Regions from separate parts of the Homo sapiens genome. Here region 2 is linked to region 1. The links are chromatin loops, found by intact Hi-C in ENCODE. Cell type or tissue: PC-9. All regions are shown on one strand. Links, peaks and the distances in the headings refer to the core of each region. The heading gives the core; the rest is flanking DNA. Region 1 overlaps AQP8 (aquaporin 8). Region 2 has its middle 10 kb from the start of SLC5A11.

Region 1 (10,907 bases), core at 3,137-7,136:
CCTCCAACTCCACCCCGTGATTCTCAATGCCATTTTCAGCCTGAACTCCAAATCTGCATTTTACACCCATCACACTTTCAGACCACAAGTAGGGTTTTCACTGGCTGAGCAGTTCAACCAATCAGGAGGTCTTATTCAGGGCCTAGCTACTCATAAAGGGAGACCCGGGCCGGGCACGGTAGCTCGTGCCTGTAACCCCAGCACTTTGGGAGGCCGACGTGGGTGGATCGCTTGAGGTCAGGAGTTTGAGACCAGCCTGACCAACATGGTGAAACCTCGTCTCTACTAAAAATACAAAAATAAGCCAGGCGTGGTGGCACACACCTGTAGTTCCAGCTACTTAGGAGGCTGAGTCAGAAGAATTGCTTGAACTCAAAAGGTGGAAGCTGCAGTGAGCCGAGATCACACCATTGCACTGCAGCCCGCGCGACAGAGCAAGACTCCGTCTCGTAAAATCAAACAAATCATAAGGGGAGGCCTGGATACCGCTCTTGGGCTACTAACTTGGAGCCTTGGTATCTCAATCTGACCTGTGGCCACATCTCTGAAGGGCTGGAGGGAGGCTTGGAGGGAGTCAGGGAGGAGTTAAGGGATGGTCTCCCTACACGCTCTTCCTCCAGGGCCATCCTGGGGGCTGGGCTTTGGACTTAGAGGCTGCCCTTTATCTCTTACCCTCTGCCTGGCATCTCAGGGAAAATGGAAGCAATTTGGTGCCTCTTTGTATTTGAGCTGGGCCCCGGACTGACTCTTGCCCTGAGAGGCCAGCCTGGTGGGTTGGCTGGGACACACTGTCTCAAGTGCCAGCCATGTGGTCAGCCCTGGGCTCATGACTTCCTCTGCTCTTGTGGGTTACAGTGGTGGACACTTCAACCCTGCGGTGTCCCTGGCAGCCATGCTGATCGGAGGCCTCAACCTGGTGATGCTCCTCCCGTACTGGGTCTCACAGCTGCTCGGGGGGATGCTCGGGGCTGCCTTGGCCAAGGTGGGTAAACCCCAGGGGCTGGGCTAGTCTTCCTCTCTGATGGGGCTGCTGGAGGTGCATATGTGGGTGTGTGTGTGGGACAGTGGGGAGTGGGGAAATGTCCAATCTTTTGCTTGTTTCTGCCAGTGGAATTGGTGGACGTTTTTCTTCTCTCTTTCTTTCTTATTGCATTTTATTGTATTTTTTATTTGTTTGTTTTTTTGAGATGGAGTCTTGCTCTGTCACCCAGGCTGGAGTGCAGTGGCCTGATCTTGGCTCACTGCAACCTCTGCCTCCTGGGCTCAAGCAATTCTCCCACCTCAGCCTCCTGAGTAACTGGGATTACAGGCGCATGCCACCATGCCCAGCTAATTTTTGTATTTTTAGTAGAGACGGGGTTTCATCATGTTGGCCAGGCTGGTCTTGAACTACTGAGCTCAAGTGATCTACCTGCCTTGGTCTCCCAAAGTGCTGGGGTTACAGGCATGAGCCACTGTGCCCGGCCTCTCTTTTTTATTTTAGAGATAGGGTCTCACTCTGTTGTCCAGGCTGGAGTGTGGTGGTGCAATCATAGCTCACTGCAGGCTCGACCTCCTGGGCTCAAGTGATCCTCCTGCCTCAGCCTCTTGAGTAGCTGGGACTACAGGTGTGTGTCACCACACCCAACTAATTTCCTCTGCCTAGGAAAACCAGAGACCTTTGTTCACTTGTTTATCTGCTGACCTTCCCTCCACTATTGTCCTATGACCCTGCCAAATCCCCCTCTGTGAGAAACACCCAAGAATTATCAATAAAAAATAAATAAATTAAAAAAAATTTTTTTCTGTAGAGGTGGGCTCTCGCTGTGTTGACCACATTGGCCTCCAACTCCTGGCCTCAAGTGATCTTCCTGCCTTGGCCTCCCAAAGTGCTGGGATTACAGACATGAGCCACCGAGCCTGGCCAGCCACAGAGTTTTCATAGCTTTATGCATAAATCCATGGATAGACTTTCTCCCTTCATCCCTCTTTTTCTTTTTTTTCCCTCTCTTTCTTTCTTTTCTTTTGCCCTTAAGTCTTGGTTCAGCCAGGGATACTTCAAGCCCTTCAAGATGTGGGCCTTGCTTGGTGTGTGTGTGGGGGGTGGTGGATGGGGGAGCTCTGTCAGCTTGGCTGTGATAGGGTCTGAAGCTGTAAGTGCTGACCCACCGCAGACTTTGTTCTCAAGCCTCACTTTACTGTCATCCCCTGCTGTGGTCTCTCCATGTCCCAATTTGAGAGCCACAGCCTGTTCCCCTGTCTATGGAACACGCCCGGGACCTTCCTTCTCGGCTTCTGCTCTGAAAAGCAGTGGCCAGACTCGAGCTCAAGCCCTGCCACTTAAAACCTGTCAAACATGGTTCTGACAGCTGCGGGGCAGCAGGGTTCCCTAAGCACATTCTTCCTGCTAAATGTTTTACACATATTCTCTTATTTCATCTCCCAGCAACTTTATGAAAAACCATAGTCAGTTCATAGAGAGCGCTTACCTTGTGCCAGGCACACCAACGGCCTTGTCTGTGAGCTGGGAGCTGTCAGTATCATCCCTATTTTATAGATGAGAAAACAGAGGTGCAGAGAAGCAGGTAACTTGCTCAAGTTCAGACGTGCCTGTAAGCAGCACAGCCCCGACTGGATCCAGAGTCCAGAAGCTTGTGCACTGCACTGTCTTTCCCCTTCGGGGCTGTGATAGCCCTGAGGCCGATCGCCCATAGAAATAATTGAGCTCAGGCTTCAGGGCTCTCCTGCACATGCCCCTTCCACGGTCCTGTGGGGGCTTAGCAATGAGTTCACCTGATCATATGTGTTTGTAAAGTTTCTAAGAGTAAGGTATTTTTAGCCACGCATGGCGGCTGGTGCCTGTAATCCCAGCATTTTGGGAGGCAGAGGCGGGAGGATCACTGGAGCCTAGGAGTTCCAGACCAGCCTGGGCAACATAGTAAGACCTTCCATCTCTACAAAAAATTTTAAAAAAAACATTAGGTGGGCATGGTTGGTATGTACCTGTGGTCCCAGCTACATGAGAGGCTGAGGTAGGAGGAACACTGGAGCCCAGGAGGTCCAGGCTGCAGTGAGCTATGATCGTGTCACTGCACTCCAGCCTGGGTGACAGAGCTAGACTCTGTGTCAAAGAAAAATAAAAAGATAGTTTATGTTCTTTTTCTCAAAGAGGATCATCTAAGTTACATAAGTTTTAGGTCTGTAACCTGGAGCCATGACTGGGTTATCCCCATTTTTCTTTTTCTTTTTCTTTTTTTTTTTTTTGAGACGGAGTCTTGCTCTGTTGTTCAAGCTGGAGTGCAGTGGTGTGATCTCAGCTCACTGCAACCTCTGCTTCCAGAGTTCAAGTGATTCTGGTGCCTCAGCCTCCTGAGCAGCTGGGATTACAGGTGCCTGCCACTTCACCCCGCTAATTTTTGTATTTGTAGTGGAGATGGGGTTTCACCATGTTGGCAAGGCTGGTCTCAAACTCCTGGGCTCTAGTGACCCACCCATCTCAGCCTCCCAAAGTGCTGGGGTTGCTGGCGTGAGCCACCACGCCTAGCCCCATTACTATTTTTCAGCTGAACAAAGTGAGGCTCAGAAAGGTTCAGTAGTTCACGCAGGGTCGCACAGTAAAATCTGGCAGAGCTGGGATGTGGATGCAGGTATATCTAACTGAAATTGGACATAACCCTTCACTGGCTCTTAAGGTGGGTAGCATGCGTTTTTTAGGCCCTCTCCCCTCAGTTTCCAGCTGTCTCTCTGCCCCACTGTGAGGCTCAGCAGCTTCTCTGTGCAGGCGGTGAGTCCTGAGGAGAGGTTCTGGAATGCATCTGGGGCGGCCTTTGTGACAGTCCAGGAGCAGGGGCAGGTGGCAGGGGCGTTGGTGGCAGAGATCATCCTGACGACGCTGCTGGCCCTGGCTGTATGCATGGGTGCCATCAATGAGAAGACAAAGGGCCCTCTGGCCCCGTTCTCCATCGGCTTTGCCGTCACCGTGGATATCCTGGCTGGGTGAGTGTCCCTTGGCAGTGGGGTGACCATGCCCAGATCTGTGCTGTTCAGCTCTGGGGGATTTCAGGCCTGAGGGTCACAGATTCAGTTGCTATTAGGGGCCAGGAAGGTGCTGCAAATGGGGAGGGGGGCTGGCATCAGGCAGACAACAGGGAGTGGTGGGGACTGCAGTGTCAGAGGTGCTGCAGTCAGTTCAGCTCTTGTCAATTATTGCTGGGTACATGGGTCTGGGCTGATGCTTTCATTCAAAGGAAGTCAGAAATTTAAATCTGTATGTGATGTTTTCCAATGTTGGTAGCGTAAATACAACATTTCTGTGAACTGTGTTCATTCGGTCAGCGGGCAGCCGGGTTTTAGCCTCAGGCTTACAAAGAGCATGTGTAGCTGTTGTCTCATTTATTTTTAGACTCCCAGCAGGCTTTGGAAGGGATTAAGTAGACAAGATTGGGGATGATGTCTCCCGTTTTATAGATAAGGAAACTGAGGCTTAGAGAGGACAGAAGTGACTTATTTAAGGTCAGTGGGCAGTGGCAAATTAAGTGATAGATTTGGGACAAGAGGCTGAGTGAACCCTTTTAATTTTTGTTGTAGAGATAGGGGTCACGCTCTGTTGCCCAGGCTGGTCTTGAACTCCTGGCTTCAAGCCATCCTCCTGCGTTGGCCTCTCAAAAGTACTGGAATTACAGGCATGAGCCACAGTGCCCAGCCCAGGGAGCCCCTCCCTAATGTCTGACTCTTTCCTTTCTTTTGGACACAGAACCAAGTCTAACCTTTCTCCTGGGTCAGCTCTCCCTCAACTTTGGGAGGTGGAGCCTGGGGCAGGCTGGGGAATGTGTGTGTAAAGCTGTGGCCATGCTTTGCTGCCCCCTAGTGGTCTTTGATTCACTTACAAGCCCTTTTTTTTTTTTTTAGCTCCGCTTCCCGGGTTCACGCCATTGTCCTGCCTCAGCCTCACGAGTATCTGGGACTACAGGCGTCCGCCACCACGCCCGGCTAATTTTTTTTTGTATTTTTGGTAGAGACGGGGTTTCACCGTATTAGGCAGGATGGTCTCGATTTCCTGATCTCATGATCCGCCCGCCTTGGCCTCCCAAAGTGCTGGGATTACAGGCTGAGCCACCGCGCCCCGCCTACTTACAAGCTTTTTGACTTCGAAGCTGGACACAGGGTGGGGATGAGGTCTACAGGCCCCCAGCTGGAGAGAATGGGGTAAAGACAGAGCCCCAGAACGAGAGGAGTGCACCTGGGGAAGAGTCTCCCTGTAGGATTCTGGGTCTTAAGCTTGTGGTGCAACAAGGGCCTCATCTGGACCAGCTAGATTAGTTAATGCTTTTTGTACATTAATTATATTCGAGGTGTGGGCTCCATTTGCATTTTCTCATTCACTCCTGATGACAACCTATGGGATAGTCACTTTCACCTCACCTGAACACAGAGAGGTTCATGGAGGTTCCCACACCTAGAACTATCTGGGCTGGGGTTTTTCTTTCTTTATATGTATATTTTTAAAGCTTTGTGGGTGAACCTAGTAGGTGTATATATTTCTGGGTTACATGAGATGTTTTGGTACAGGCATGCAATGCATAATTATCACATCAAGGTGAATGGGGTATTCATCCCCTCAAGCATTTATTTTTTGTGTCACAAACAATCCACTTATACTCTTCGTTATTTTATTTTATTTTTAGTTTTAGTTTTTGAGACAGAGTCTTGCTCTGTCACCCAGGCTGGAGTGCAGTGGCATGATCATGGCTCACTGCAACTTCCAACCCCCAGGTTCAAGCAATTCTCCTGGCTTAGCCTCCCCAGTAGCTGGGACTACAGGCGTGTGCCACTATTCCCAGCTAACTTTGTATTTTTAATACAGACAGGGTTTCACCATGTTGGCCAGGCTGGTCTCTAACTCCTGACCTCAAGTGATCTGCCTGCCTTGGCCTCCTAAACTGCTGGGATTTCAGGCATGAGCCTCTGTGTCTGGCTGAGGTTACATGAGATGTTTTGATACAGGTATGCAATGTGTAATAATCACGTCAAAGTAAACGGGGTATTCATCCCCTCAAGCATTTATTCTTTGGGTCACGAACAATCCTATGATACACTTTTTGTTATTTTATAATGTGTGGGCTGGGTTTTGAATCTAGGTCAGCTTGACTCCAAAAGGATTGAAACTGATTGACTTTCCTTTGTAGACTTTGGAGCAAATGTAGCTCCAGCTTCTCTTCCTGCCATCACCCAGTAGGCATTTTTGCTGGGCATTCTAGAGGAGTGTGTGGGGAGTGCTGGACTGCACGCCCAGCGGGGAGCCATGCCTTCTGCTTCCTGGTGCTAATAGCCCCTCTGCCTTCTTTAGGATCTACCCAGGAGCTCATGATGTAGGAGTTTAGAGAGGGTTTCTGGGTGGTGTGTGACTAGGCCTAGTTGGGGACATGAGTGTGAGGTGAGGTGGGGTTTGGCTGGGATCCTGGTGACCTTGGTGCCTGGGTGTTTGCAGGGGCCCTGTGTCTGGAGGCTGCATGAATCCCGCCCGTGCTTTTGGACCTGCGGTGGTGGCCAACCACTGGAACTTCCACTGGATCTACTGGCTGGGCCCACTCCTGGCTGGCCTGCTTGTTGGACTGCTCATTAGGTAGGAGTGTGACACAGGGTCACCGGCCCATTGGATGGGCACTTGGCAACATCTCCCAGAGAGTCCGGGACTAGAGGGCTAGGCTCTCACTTGGGTTTGGAAGAGAAAAGAGGGAGCCTCTTTAGAGGCAAAGAAAATGGCTCCATCTAGGAGCTTTGGTTGCAAGTGACAGAGATCTATTTCAAAATAGCTTATGTCATAAAGAGGAATTCATTGGCTCACATCATCAAAAACTTCACAGGTAGCAGTGGTTTCAGGTGGCGCTCAAACAATGTCTTTAGGACTTGGTCTTTCTCCTTTTCTTTTTTTGACAGTTTCCCTCTGTTGCCCAGGCTGGAGTGCAGTGGTGTGATTCTGGCTTATTGCAACCTCCGCCCCCGGGTTCAAGAGATTCTCCTGCCTCAGCCTGCCAAGCAGCTGGGACTACAGGCGCCGCCACCACGCCCAGCTAATTTTTATATTTTTAGTAGAGTCGGGTTTTCACCGTGTTGACCAGGCTGGTCTCGAACTCCTGACCTCATGTGATCCACCTGCCTGGGCCTCCCAAAGTGCTAGGATTATAGGCATGAGCCACCGCGCCCAGCCAGTTTTTGTGATTTTTTTGGTAGAGATGGGGCTTCACCATGTTGGCCAGGCTGGTCTCCAACTCCTGACCTCAAGTGATCTGCCTCCCAAAGCGCTGGGTTACAGGCGTGAGCCACTGCACCCGGCTTCATTTAATTCTGGGCTTTCAGAGTGGCAGCAATGAGCATCTTCAGGAAAAGGGTTAGAAACCAAGCAGGACCCGGGCATGTGGTTCACGCCTGTAATCCCAGCAGTTTGGGAGGCCAAGGTGGGTGGATCACTTGAAGTCAGGAGTTGGAGACCAGCCTGGCCAACATGGTTAAAACCCTGTCTCTACTAAAAATACAAAAATCAGCCAGGTGTGGTGGTGCTTGTCTGTAGTCCCAGCTACTCGGGAGGCTGAAGTATGAGAATTGCTTGAACCCAGGAGGTGGAAGCTGCAGTGAGCTGAGATCATGCTACTGTACTCCAGCCTGGGTGAGTGAGACTCTGTCTCAATTAAAAAAAAAAAAAGAAACCAAGCAGGAAACTGTCTCTCTCTCTGCAAGGGGATCTGGCTATTAAGGCTGGGGAGGCTCAGGAAGTCATCTTTCTGGAGACTTCTGAGCCTGGAGACATGACGAAGGGCTGGGTCTCACCTCCGGGGCAGAGACCTTACTGGGTCATCTTTCTTGCAGGTGCTTCATTGGAGATGGGAAGACCCGCCTCATCCTGAAGGCTCGGTGAAGCAGAGCTCGTGGGATTCCTGCTGCTCCAGGTGTCCTCAGCTCACCTGTCCCAGACTGAGGACAGGGGAGTTCCTGCATTTCCTGCCAGGGCAGAGGCCCAGAGGAGCGACCCCCTGCTTCCACTGCTTGGGCCTGCTTTCTCAGATAGACTGACTGCTGAGGAGGCTCTAGGTTCTTGGAATTCCTTTGTGCTCATCAGAGACCCCAGCCTGGGGAACACGCTGCCCGCACTGCCCAGAGAGCAGTGCAAACACCACAACACGAGCGTGTTTCTTGAGAGGAATGTCCCCGAGTTGGACAAGGAGGCTGTTTCTGCACATCAGCTCATTTCCCGCACCCCATTTCTTGCTTGATTGCTTTGTTGGGGGCCTGGCCACTTCCTTGCTTCTCAAGCTGACAATTCTCACTTTGCAATAAATAGTCCAGTGTTTCCTTCCACGTGCTCACTGGCTTGCCTTTCATTTGAGAAATGGGCACTGCTGAGGAGAAAGCAAGCAAAAAAAAAAGTCTGGGGTTAGGCCTTGGCTGGGGTTAGGCCTGAGCTGATCCCACAGCCCAGCTCAGAGTCCTGGGCCATGGCAGGCTCTTGAAGTTGAGGCCAGACCAGAGCCTGTCTCCACTTGGACGGGCCCATCCTGGAGCTCTGTCTGGAGCTCAGAGTGCATATTGAGTCCAACTTGGAGTCTAGTCAGAGTCAATTCCAGATCACAGACCTCAGGACCCTGCTGAAAACCCCCAGGCAGAGTCCAGGGTCTGGCTGAGTGCCCAGTGCTGTCCCTACTCGAGTGCTTGGTGCTGTCCAGGACATGGGTCAGCCCATTCATTCACTCTAGGTGGGGAGGTGGGGGGGTGGGTGGGATTGGGATGGGCTGCAAGAATTTCCTGAGGAAATATTAGGTTGGTGCAAAAAAAATTTTTTTTTTTGAGACAGAGTCTTGCTCTGTCACCCAGGCTGGAGTGCAGTGGCATGATCTCAGCTCACTTCAACCTCTGCCTCCCAGGTTCAAGCACTTCTCCTGCCTCAGCCTCCCAAGTAGCTGGGATTACAGGCATATGCCACCATGCCCAGCTAATTTTTGTATTTTTAGCAGAGACGGAGTTTCACCATGTTGGTCAGGCTAGTCTTGGACTCCTGACCTCAAGTGATCCACCCACCCCGGCCTCCCAAAGTGCTGGGATTACAGGCGTGAGCCACAGTGCCCAGCCAGTTGCCCAGCCAGCCCATTACTTTCAATGGCAAAAACTGCAATTACTTTTGTGCTAACATAATAGAATCCTGAACAAGTGACACAGTACAGGCCTGAAGAACCAGTGGCACTTGGGTGGAAGATAGGAGTATAACAGATAAGAAAGGACGGAAAGACACACCCTGGAAGTCACCCCTTCGAAGTAGAGTATGTGTCTTCTCCATAAGAATCGATGGGTCATTTATGGAAGATGATCATTATAACACCAGAAAGAAGGGCCAGGGAGAAACCACTCTCAACAACAACCGAAAACTCACCCACTTCAACAAGATGAGCAAAATGCTCACTTGAGCAAAAATGAAGAAAATCACCACTACAATAAGAGATTGTCCATGGAGGAAATAGATTCACGATATAGCCACACATCCAAACCATTCTCAGGGAAAAGGAGAATAACAAACAAGAATAACGATGACAACCCGACAGAATAGAAAAGGGGAGGAAAAAATATGATACAATCAGAAACAAGCAAATTAGGACATTTACAGAGTTCAAAATGGGTCAGCCATGGTGTTTCACGCCTGTAATCCCAGTACTTTGAAAGGCCAAGGCGGAGGATTGCTTCAGGCCAGGAGTTCGAGACCATCCAGGCAACATGGCAAGACCCTGTAACTACAAAAAATAAAAAAATTAGCTGGGCAGGTGGCACATGCTTGTAGTCTCCTCTACTTGGGAGGCTGAGGTGGGAGGATCGCTTGAGCCTGGGAGGTTGGGGCTGCAGTGAGCTATGACAGCACCAATGCACTCCAGCCTGGGCAACAGAGTGAGATCCTGTCTCAAAAAAAAAAAAAAAAAAAAAAAAAGGCCAGGCGCTCTGGCTCACACATGTAATCCTAGCACCTTGGGAGACTGAGGTGGGAGGATCACTTGAGGTCAGGAGTTCAAGACCAGCATGGCCAGCATGGTGAAACCCCTTCTCTACTAAAAATACAAAAATTAGCCAGGCATAGTGGCGGGTGCCTGTAATCCCAGCTACTTGGTAGGCTGAGGCAGGAGAATTGCTTGAAACCGGGAGGTAGAGGTTGCAGTGAGCCAAGACCATGCCACTGCACTCCAGCCTGGGCAACAGAGTAAGACCCTGCCACAAAATAAAGTAAAAGAAGAGTAAAAAATATTAAAAGTTACTATTTTGTTTGGTGAAATAATGAAATAAATCTTTGATTAATCTAGTAAATAACAAAAGATATACATCCATACATATATATACTTATATGTATATAGCTAACATTTATGGAGAGTTTATTACATGTTAGGCACTGTGCTGAATGCTTTACACGTATTATGTCGTTTACTCCCTACGACAATCCTATGAGATAGTACAGTGGGTTGAATAGTGTCCTCCCGAAATCTGTGTCAGTCTACAGTCTTAGAGTGTGACGTTATTCGGAAATAGGGTCTTTGAAGATGCAATTAAGGTACGGGTCAAGACGAAATCCCACTGGATTAGGGTGCCCTTTTCTTGTAAGAGATAGTAAAAGAGGCGCAGAGACACAAAGGAGAAGGCCACGTGAAGATGGAAGCAGAGGTTAGGGTTATACTGCCAAAAGACAGCACCAGGAGCCGCCAGGAGCAGGGGGAGGGAAGGAAGGTTCTCCTCTAGAACCTTCGTGGGAAGCCTGGCTCTGCTGACATTCTAATTTCAGACTTTCTGGCCTCCAGAACGGAGAGAGAATAGTTTCTGTCATCTTAAGCCACAAGTCTGCGGTGTTTGTTCGAGCAGTTCCAGGAAACGAATAGATAGATTCTCTCATTATTCTCATTCTGCAG
Region 2 (10,907 bases), core at 2,656-6,655, 390 kb before region 1:
CAATTTGCTATCACTTTGTTTTCCTGCTTCATGTCTAAATGCACACGTGCACACGTGTGTGTGCGCACACACACACAATGAATACAAGTAAAACCCGGGACATCTGAATGCAGTCAGTGAACCAGATGACTGTCAGTCTCCTGGTTGTGATATTGTACTATGATAGTTTTTCAAGATGTGACTATTGAGGGGAACTGGGTTGAGAGTACAGGACATCTCTGTATTGTTCCTTATAACCACATGTGAATCTGCAATTATCCCAACACTGTGAACAAAGCTCTTATGTAGTAATGATCATCAAATGATATTTTTGATATAGGAGGTTTTTTTTATTTTTTATTTTTTTGAGACGGAGTCTCACTCTGTCACCCAGGCTGGAGTACAGTGGCTTGATCTCGGCTCACTGCAACCTCCGCCTCCCCGGTTCAAGCTATTCTCCTGCCTCAGCCTCCTGAGTAGCCGGGATTACAAGTGTGCGCCACCACACCCAGCTAATTTTTGTATTTTTAGTAGAGACGGGGTTTCACCATGTTGGCCAGGCTGGTCCCAAACTCCTGACCTCAGGTGATCCGCCCACCTCGGTCTCCCAAAGTGCTGGGATTACAGGCATGAGCCACTGAGCCCAGCCTATCGTAGATATTTTCAATGCTGCTATTCCACAAATGCCAGAGCTCCTGGTTTCCAGGTTTCTAAAAAGTAAAGTAGAACAGATTCTTTGGCCGTTCTAGAGGAATTTTTTTTTTTTTTTTTTTTTTTTTTTTTTGCTGTTTTATGAATGCTTACCTATTTGAATATTGGCAGAGAAGTAAATAAGTTGACAACAAAAAGTTAAAAAAAAAAATCATCTCAGCAAGTGACCCCAAGACCCTTTAGGACCCTGTGCTGTGGTGAGGCCTAGCCATTGATCCCGGGAGGCCCAAGGTGCAGGTTGCGGGGGGTTTTGCCCCAGTTCTGCTGTGGCACCAGAACCCAAGCCCCTTGCCATCATTGCATCTTCTAGAGTCACTGTGATGAAAATGAGATCACGTGATTAAATCTTAAGTGATTAAAATGGACTTTTCAGGCATAAAGTTAAAGGTTATGGGTACTAGCAATGACTACAGGTCGTTATTGCATAAGCAACAAAAGGCCCATTCTTCTCTTTGGGAACTTATTTTTTAGGTACCTGTATTTCATTTTGTTTTTAATTTTTGATTTAATAACATTGTTTGGTTTTATTGGGTTTTTCATCACTCCCTGTTGGATATGGCAAACAATGGTCTGTTAAGGTTTCTTTTTTTTCTTTTTTTTTTTTTTTTTTTGAGATGGAGTCTTCTCTGTTGCCAAGGCTGGAGTGCAATGGTGTGATCTTGGCTCACTGCAACCTCCGCCCCCAGGGTTCAAGCAACTCTCCTGTCTCAGCCTCCCGAGTAGCTGGGATTACGGGTGTCTGCTGCCGCGCCCAGCTAATTTTTGTATTTTTAGTAAAGAGAGGGTTTCACCATCTTGGCCAGGCTGGTCTTGAACTCCTGACCTCGTGATCCACTTGCCTTGGCCTCCCAAAGTGTTGGGATTACAGTCATGAGCCACCATGTCCTGCCAAGTTTTCCTTTTATTTGTTTGTTTGTTTAGAGACAGGGTCTTACTCTGTCCCCCAGGCTGGAGTGCAGTGGCATGATCATGGCTCACTGTAGCTTCGGCCTCCTGGGCTCAAGAGGTCCTGTCACCTCAGCCTCCTGAGTAGCTGGGACCACAGGCACACACCACCATGCCCAGCTAATTTTTTTTTTTCCCTGTAGAAATGAGATCTCACTATGTTTCCCAGGCTGCTCTCGAACTCCTGGGCTCAAGCGATCCTTCCACCTTGGCCTCCCAAAGTGCTGGGATTAGACATGAGCTATCGTGCCCAGCTAGTTTTCCTTTAAATAAATACATTTCTGTTGTATTTTAGAAGAGGGCTAAATTGAAAGAAGCTGTTAGGTAAATAACAGTTGAGGCAACGTGCAGAAACGGCAAAGTTGTGAGTGTCCGAGGTCAGGGAGCATAACAGAGGACGAGATCTTTTCACGTGCTTTTCTTTGCCCTCGGAAGTTGCTACTGGTTATTGGTTAATGTGGTCTTTGGAGTTAGACCAACCTGTTGTCATGGAATGTCTGGCTGTAAGGAGTCCAGGGCTGGTATCCTCGCTCTACTTAAGGACCCAAGACGCCTTCCATCATTGCAACACTGTCTTCATCTGCAGAGGCACAGATATCTCACTTCCACAGTCACATCCCAGCCAGTGGAGAAAGAGAGGGATGGGGAGAGCATGCTCCTCCCCACTAAGGGCATGACCCCCAGCTATGCTCACATGCCATTGGGCAGAAGAAAATCACATGAGCAGGAAGGCTGCAACTCATAGTCTTTATTCTGAATGTCTTGTCCCCAGCTTAGATGTGACACTTCTGCTATTGGGGAAGAAGGAGAGACTGGATATTGGGGAACAACTAGTAGTGCTGGTTCTAAGAAGGGAACAGTTAAATAAACTATACTTCATCCGGAAGCCGGAATGTTTAGCCACTAAGACAATGAGATAGATCTATATAAACGGCTATCAAGAGGTGTCTTTTTTTTTTTTTGAAACAGGGTCTCACTCTGTCACCTAAGCTGGAGTGCAGTGGTGCAATCTCAGCTCACTGCAGCCTCAACCTCCCAGGCTCAAGTGATCCTCCCACCTCAGCCTCCCAAAGGGCTGGGATTACAGGCGTGAGCCACCACGCCCAGCCTGCTTGAACGGTCAAACCTAACTGGATGCCAGGAAGCAAGGAGAGCCGGGTGATATCACCTGAAACCCACAGCAATCAGCTTCATGGAGCACCGAGCACAGTCAGGAGGGGTAGAAAAGGGATCCAAGGTGGGTGACGTGCTTGAAGAGCGAACATTAACCAACCCCTCTAGGAGGGTGTGGAGCAGGAACTGGAAGGGTCTGGGCCTTGAGGCTAGCTGGGAAACTAATTTGGAAGTTGAGACAAGAATTTATAAAAGCCGGAATCAGGGCTGTAGCATAGAGATGCGAGGAAGAGCTAAATGCATGAAGAGCCAATGAGATGGATGCTAGGGTCTGTGGAGAGTGAAGGAGAGGAGTCTAGGACAATCTCACGTTTCTGACTTGGTGAACCACTACTAGCTAAGGGAGAGGACCCTGGAGGATAAGAGTGGGTTTCCTGGTGCAGGGAGTGGCAGGTGGGTGTGCAATATGATGTATCAAGGAGCCTGGGAAACAGCCCAGTGGAGCTGTCCAGTTGACAGCTGCTTTTAAGTGGTGAGGACACTATATTTTTTCACCACTGTATCCTTAGCACCTAGCTCAGAGCACTGAAAATATTTGTTGGATGCATGGATGAATGGATGGATGGACAGACAGATGAACAGACGGATGGACAGATGGACGGATGGATGGATGGATGGTTGGACAGATGGATGGACGGATGGATGGATGGACAGATGCAGGGATGGATGGATGGATGGATGGATGGATGGATGGATGGATGCATGGATGGATGGATGGATGGATGGATGGACGGATGCATGGATGGACGGATGCATGGATGGATGGATGGATGAATGGATAGATGGCTGGATGGTTGGATGGATGCATGGATTGACGGATGGATGGATAAATGGATGGATGGATAAATGGATGGATAGATGCATGTTTAAGGAAGAAACCAATAATAGAGATATCAATTTGGGGTTTGTAAATCACAGGTGATGGCTGAGGCATGGAAATGGGTAAGCATGTAGAATGAGGGCTCAGGAAATATCATAATTTGAGAAGAAGAAAGGAGACTAGAGATCTGAGCAGGAAGAGTCAAAGATTCAAAGAGGCATTGATGAGGTGAGGGTTGGGCATGGACAACATGAGAGAGTGGAGTCTCAGATCTGGGGAGAGGGGAAATTTCAGGGAAGGAGAAAGCCATGGTCTGAAATGCTGCCTGTCAAGAAATCTATGGGGAAAGCCATGCATGGTTCTGTGACAGTGGAGATCATTTTTGGGGTAGAGGCAGACGCCAGGTCCCAGTGGGGTGAGGGGTTAATGGATAATGGAGATGAAGGTGGTGGTGTAGATTGGATTTCCCAAGAATCACATTCTGAGGTGCAGATCTGAGTGGAGGTGGCTTATTGGAAAATATCCTCAGAGTACATTGATAAGGGAGGAAGGGAGGCAGGACAGGGCAGAGGGAGAAGTTGAGCTGCAGTGAGGTCGCAACAGAGGCCTCAGCCAACCTCTCAGGGAGCTGTGCAGCTGGGATGTCCCTCAAATATGCTCTGCACCCAAGGAAGGACAGGGACCACCCCACTGACCAAGCACTGGATTTAGGCTGTGGATTTAGGGGAATTGTCCTTCCTCTGGCTAAGGACAATTCCTTTTGGGGAGACTCAGCTGGGAGCTGGCTGCCACACTCTCCCAGCAGTCAGGCAGTGAATGCCTCCACCCTGCAAGGAGGTCGGGTGCGCCCCACAGGGAGTGGCAAGTGTAAACTGTCAGGAACTGATCAGTGGAGGGAAAGAAGGGAAGCCAGTGCAGCAGCTAGAGGGAGACAGAGGTCAGAAAAGCCTTTGTGTGTAGCTCTAGTTCATAGTTTGAGAAACACTGCAGTGTGATCTTAGGCTGGGAGAAGAAGCCCCTAGAGAGTGAGAATGAAGACCCAAGAGTGAGGATAGACCTGCCACACTTTCTGTTTAACCCCCAGAGCTTAGAACACTGCCTGGCACACATTTGCACTTAAGAAATATCTGCGGAATGGCTGAATCCAGGAGTACATTCCAGACATTTTAACACTGAATAGCAGAAACAGAGTGCCGATATTTAGCTCCATGAAGAAATACATACGCATTTAAATATAGGAATGTACTTGAAGTTGGGCACAGTGGCTCACACCTGTAATTCCAGCACTTTCGGAGGTCAAGGCAGGAGGATTGCTTGAGTCCAGGAGTTAGAGATCAGCCTGGGCAACAGAGTGAGATCCCCATCTCTACAAAAACTACAAAAATTAGCCAGATGTGGTGGTGCACACCTATAGTCCAAGATACTTGGGAGGATGAGGTGGGAGGATGGCTTGAGTCTGGGAGGTCAAGGCTGCAGTGAGCTATGATTTTGCCACTGCACTACAGCCTGGGCAACAGAGCAAGACCCTGACTCTTTCAAAAAAAAAAAAAAAAAGTACTTATAAGGGGAACCAAGACACTCAAATACTGCCACACCACCGTTATAATCTGTAGTGCATTCACAATTTCATGGAAGCCCACAGAAGCCAAGAAATTCCCTCCAGCCCCTAATCCTCCATCTCAACTTCAACCACGGCTTCTTTCATGTAATGTTGGTCCATGTTTTTCCATAAGAACCCATTTATATAAAGACTTTTATGATTCCTTAAAACAACTTTGTTGAGGTAGAAATGACATGATAAACTACACATACATGTACAATTTGAAGAGTTTTGACACAGGCATAACCGATGAAACCATTACAGGAGAACGAACATACCCATCTGTATTAGTCCATTTGCACACTGCTGATAAAGACATACCCGAGACTGGGTAGTTTATAAAGGAAACAGGTTTAATGGACTCACAGTTCCACATGGCTGGGGAGGCCTCACAATCATGGCAGAAGAGCACAGAGACATCTTACATGGCGGCCGGCAAAGAATGAGAACACAGTGAAAGGGGGAACCATATAAAATCATTAGATCTCGTGAGACTTATTCACCACCTCGAGAACAGTATGGAGGAAACTGCCCCTGTGATTCGATTATCTCCCACCAGGTCCCTCCCACAGCACATGGGAGTTATGAGAGCTACAATTCAAGATGAGATTTGGGTGGGGACACAGCCAAACCATATCACCATCGCCCCGAGAAATTTCCTTCTTCCCCTCTGTGACCCCTCCCTCCTGCCTTTCCCATCCCCAGGCAAACATATATCCATCACAAGAAATTTGTTCCCGGATTCTACATTTGTATGTAAATGAATCAGAGTATGTACTTTTTGTGTGTCTGGCTTCTTCCCTTGGCAAAATTATTTTGGAATTTTTTTTTTTTTTTTGAGACAGAGTTTCACTCTTGTTGCCCAGGCTGGAGTGCAATGGTTAATTTTGTATTTTTAGTAGAAATGGGGTTTCTCCATGTTGATCAGGCTGGTCTCGAACTTCCGACCTCAAGCGATCCATCCGCCTTGGCCTCCCAAAGGACTGGGATTACAGGCGTGAGCCACTGCGCCTGGCCTGTTTTTTACGTTTGAAAGTATCTAACAGAGAAAAGCCTCAAGAGAGTGCTTTGTTCACAATTCTGTCCTGTTTGTGCTTTTTCTCAGTAGTTTAGACACACACATAGAAGAATTATATTTATTAGCTGGGCTTGGTGGTGTGCACCTGTAATCCCAGCTACTCGGAGGCTGAGGCATGAGAATCACTTGAACTCGTGAGGCAGAGGTTGCAGTGAGCCGAGATGGTGCCACTGCACTCCAGCCTGGGCAACAGAGTGAGATTCTGTCTCAAAAAAAAAAAAAAAAAGAGAGAGAGAGAAGAAGGATTATATTTAATTGAAATTCTCATAATAACCAGGTTGATGGCAAATGGGCTGTTAGTCAAGCTGGAGGGCTCCAGAGAAGGATTTACCTTTGTTAGCAGACAGTTGCTTTGAATTCACGTTTCTTCCTGGAGGGTTTTAGCAACTTCTGAGTGGGAATGGGAATGGGAGAGTTTGAAGGTTTTTCCTTCCAGTTCCCTGGACTCTGGAGACGGTACCTCACAGGGAGACGCTATGGGTCAAAGGGCAGTATTTTCTGTAAAGGGCCAGGTAGTAAATATTTTAGGCTTTGCAGGCCATGTGGTCTCTGTCACAGGTATTCAGCTCTACCATTGTTGCACAAAAAGAGCCAGAGATGACAGGTAAACAAATGAACATGGATGTGTTCCAATAAAACTTTATTGATAAAAACAAGCAGTGGGCCAGATCCGGCCTGGCAGATGGAGAGAATGGTTTGCTCGCCTTTGCTTTAGTCAATGGAATGTCACTAAAGCCTCCCCTCTACTATTTATTATGGATGTGGGTGATTATGATAATGAAAGTTGTAGAATTTAGACGACATTAGAGACGATGATATAATATGTAACCCATGAAATATTTGAGGTTGGGCATTGTGGCTCAGGCCTGTAATCCCAGCACTTTGGGAGGCCGAGGCGGGTGGATCGTTTAAGCCCAGGAGCTTGAGACCAGCCTACGCAACATAGAACCTGTCTCTACAAAAAAATTAAAAAACTAGTCAAGTGAGTTGGCGCACACCTATAGTCTCAGCTACTCAGGAAGCTAAAGCAGGAGGATCGCTTGAGCCCAGGAGGTCGAGACTGCAGTGAGCTGTGAGCATGCCACTGCACTCCAGCCTGGGTGACAGAGCAAGATCCTGTCTCAAAACAAACAAACAGAAACAATCAGGGCTGGGCGCGGTGGCTCACACCTGTAATCCCAGCACTTTGGGAGGCCTAGGTGGGTGGATTACCTGAGGCCAGAAGTTTGGGACCAGCCTGGCCAACATGGTGAAACCCCATCTCTACTAAAAATACAAAAATTACCCAGGCGTGTTAGGGGGCACCTGTAATTCCAGCTACTCGGGAGGCTGAGGCAGGAGAATCGCTTGAACCCGGGAGGCAGAGATTGCAATGAGCAGAGATCGCGCCACTGCCCTCCATCCTGGGCAACAGAGCAAGACTCCGTCTCAAAAACGAAACAAAAAAAACAAAAAACAAAAAAAAAAACAATCAAGACAATTTGCTTCTTAGAGCCAGGCTTGCATTAAGGTCTAGGCTGTAGCCACATCAACAGACACCATGAGAACAGACATTTCCTAAGGTGTAGCCAACAGGTCCCATATCTGCCTTCTCTGTTTTATTCTAACTCCCCGTGGGCTTTGGCTATGTGGGGACAGGAAGGCCCTGGGACTGAAAACCAGATGCTTTTCACTATCAGGTGATCATCCTGCTGGGCAAAACACCTGCAAGATGCAGCGACCAACCCCGGATTCAGAACAACTTCAACAGGTGGCAATTTATGATCTGCTCCCTACTAGGAATACGGAAGATGGTCATTAAAATAGTAGCACACAGTTATTTAGCACTTACGGAAGAAAGCTCAACAGTTTACAGGTGTTACCTCATTGAAGGCTCGCCACTATTCTGTGAAGGAGGTGTTGTTATTTCTCCCTCGTTTAGCGGATAATGAAGCAGATTTGCAGAGGTGAAGTAACTTGCCCACGTCACACACCTACTGAGCCGTGAAGTCTAAAGACAAAGCGTGTGTCTCTGCAATGCTGCAAAAGAGTCAGAATATGTTCTGTGTGGCTGGGCGTGGTGGTCCATGCCTGTAATCCCAGCACTTTGGGAGGCTGAGGTGGGCAGATCACTTGAGGTCGGGAGTTCGAGACCAGCCTGACCAACATGGTGAAACCCCTGCTCTACTAAAGACACAAATATTAGCCAGTGTGGTGATGTGTACCTGTAATCCCAGCTACTTAGGGGACTGAGGCAGGAGAATTGCTTAACCCAAGAGGCAGAGGTTGCAGTGAGCCAAGATTGTGCCACTGCACTCCAGCCTGGGCTACAGAATGAGACCCTATCTTAAGAAAAAAAAAAAGGTGTTCTGTGTGTCTTTCCTGTGCTGAGACTGGAGTAGCTGTATCCTTCTAGAGCAAGACAGCAGGGTCCTAATAGCAAAGTTTACCCAGCCCTTATCATGAGCAGCCACACTTGGAAACAATGTGCATGAATGTTTTAGGGTGAAAGCCTGCACTGTTGTAACAAGTGACTCAGCAATAACACGGCTAAAATAAGGAAATTCATTCTGTTCCATGTCTCGGTCCACGGGGAGGCTCCAAGTCAGTGGCTTCTCTGTTCCAACAGGAACCCAGGCTGCTAGCAGCTCTACTGTTTTCCTTACACACAGCCTGCAAGGGGACTCAGTCACCATCCTGACCAAAAAGAAGTCAGAAAGGAGGGGAAGACAAGGGCAGGGAGCTCCCTCTTAATCACGGGAGGCAGAAATTGTGTGAATCACAGTCCCTTTCATTCCACTGGCAAGAGTTAGCCACAGCTAGACACAAATCGGGGCTGCCCAGTGCAATCAGCCTTGTGCCCAGGAAGGGAGGAGGGCAGGTTTTGCTGGCCATTTCCCACCCCAGAGCATTATTTTATTTAATCCTTATAGCAGCCCTAATTATTTGACAAATGGGTAGACTGACACACAGGGCAGTGAATGGGGATACTTACCATAAGTCACGAAGTCAGTAGAGCCAGGATTTAGCTAAACACTGAAGGCAGAGCCCAGGTACTTACCTACATGCCATGCAACTGCCCCCGCGCTGGAACTTGCCACAAATGCCCATGACAGTGGGTTATCAGTAAAGTCACCTGCTATAACCCAGATTTGTGCTGCTGGAAGTTTTTGGTCAACAGGCTTCCACGGGATCTTGTTCCACTCCAGTAATCTCCAAGTGTCTTGAAGTCACACTCCAAATTTTAACCTCTCTGCCATGGTTGACCTACTGTTAAAGTGTTTAATGATTAATTTTTAAAGACCTTGTTGATTCATTAACAATCTACTATGTACTATGCACTAACTGGCAAGGTTTATTGAGATATAAACAGCTTGTACCCCAACAGAATCTACTGCCATAAATAGGCTTTCCGGTAAGGGTCTATTTTCATCAGAAGACACCTTTTAACCGATTATGTGGCTTTCGGTTTAGACATAATGTTTACAAGAGTTTTCCTAGGTACACAGGCTCATACAAGTTGGCCATAGAGCACAAGTTCTAAAACTGGTCACAGACCTCTTAACACCAAGGACTCCAAGGACCTTTTGTTATGTGGATGATAGCTATAGATATTTATCATATCAGACATTTAAATTAATAAACAATTATAAATATGTACTGCTTTTTTTTTTTTTTTTTTTTTTTTTGAGATGGAGTCTCCTAATGTTGCCCAGGCTGGAGTGCAGTGGCACGATCTTGGCTCACCGCAACCTCCACCTCCTGGGTTCAAGTGATTTTTCAGCCTCCCAAGTAGCTGGGATTACAGGTGCGCACCACCACGCCTGGCTAATTTTTGTATTTTTAGTAGAGATGGGTTTTCACCATGTTGGCCAGGCTGGTCTTAAACTCCTGACCTCAGGTGGTCTGCCCCCCAAAGTGCTGGGATACAGGCGTGAGCCACCATGCCTGGCCCACGTACTGCTTTTTTAAAGAATAATAAATCCACTGCATGTTAAATAATTTTTTATTTTTTAAAAATCCCATATTTTCCCAAAAGATTTATTGGAAACAGTGGCATCGTTTTATGTTTTTACAAATCTTTTTAATGCCCAGTTTAAGAGAAGACAGCTGGAATCTCATATTTGTTTCTATATTCAGTCTGTTACTACATCTCATGCCACTTAGTCTCTGGAAAACTACACTGGACTTTCATGAATAGAGAAAAAAAAACCTTAGTATTAAGAAGTGGGCTGGCACAGTGGCTCATGCCTGTTATCCCAGCACTTTGGGAGGCCAAGGCGGGCAAATCACCTGAGGTCAGGAGTTTGAGACTAGCCTGGCCAACATGGTGAAACCCTGTCTCTACTAAAAATACAAAAATTAGCAGGGCATGATGGCAGGTGCCTACACTCCCAGCTACTTGGGAGGCTGAGGCAGGAGAATCGCTTGAACCCAGGAGGCGGAGGTTGCAGTGAGCCGAGATTGTGCCACTGCACTCCAGCCTGGAAAAAATAACAAACAAGAAAAGAAGAAGGAGAAGGAGAAGGAAAAGGAGAAGAGAAAAGAGGAGGAGGAGGAGGGGAGGAGGGGGAGGGGGAGGGGGAGGAGCAGCCTCGACCTCCTGGGTTCAAGTGATCCTG

What was found. Hi-C counts contacts between places; a loop is a spot of excess contacts. Peaks named below come from ENCODE experiments on the same cell type or tissue, not always from the same donor. Only the 100,000 strongest peaks of a DNase experiment are listed, where the experiment ranks them.
Region 2: it touches region 1 in a loop (4-fold over the local background); 13 of 110 quality-filtered maps call a loop at or near these places.

The regions. Positions count from the first base shown.
Region 1 is chr16:25,220,602-25,231,508 of GRCh38, forward strand. AQP8 (aquaporin 8) reads left to right here. Exons shown (of 6, transcript NM_001169.3): 3 at 856-982; 4 at 3,761-3,975; 5 at 6,467-6,601; 6 at 7,843-8,331. The coding sequence ends at 7,891. Among named protein-coding and RNA genes, the nearest start is that of AQP8, 9.1 kb to the left of the region's middle. In PC-9, for the core only: CTCF peaks have their summits at 4,851 (motif pointing left) and 5,056; a DNase peak (open chromatin) is centred at 4,810.
Region 2 is chr16:24,830,096-24,841,002 of GRCh38, forward strand. No RefSeq gene overlaps it. Among named protein-coding and RNA genes, the nearest start is that of SLC5A11, 10 kb to the right of the region's middle. RefSeq lists an enhancer at 4,413-4,707. In PC-9, for the core only: a CTCF peak has its summit at 4,575; no DNase peak of the experiment used is centred there.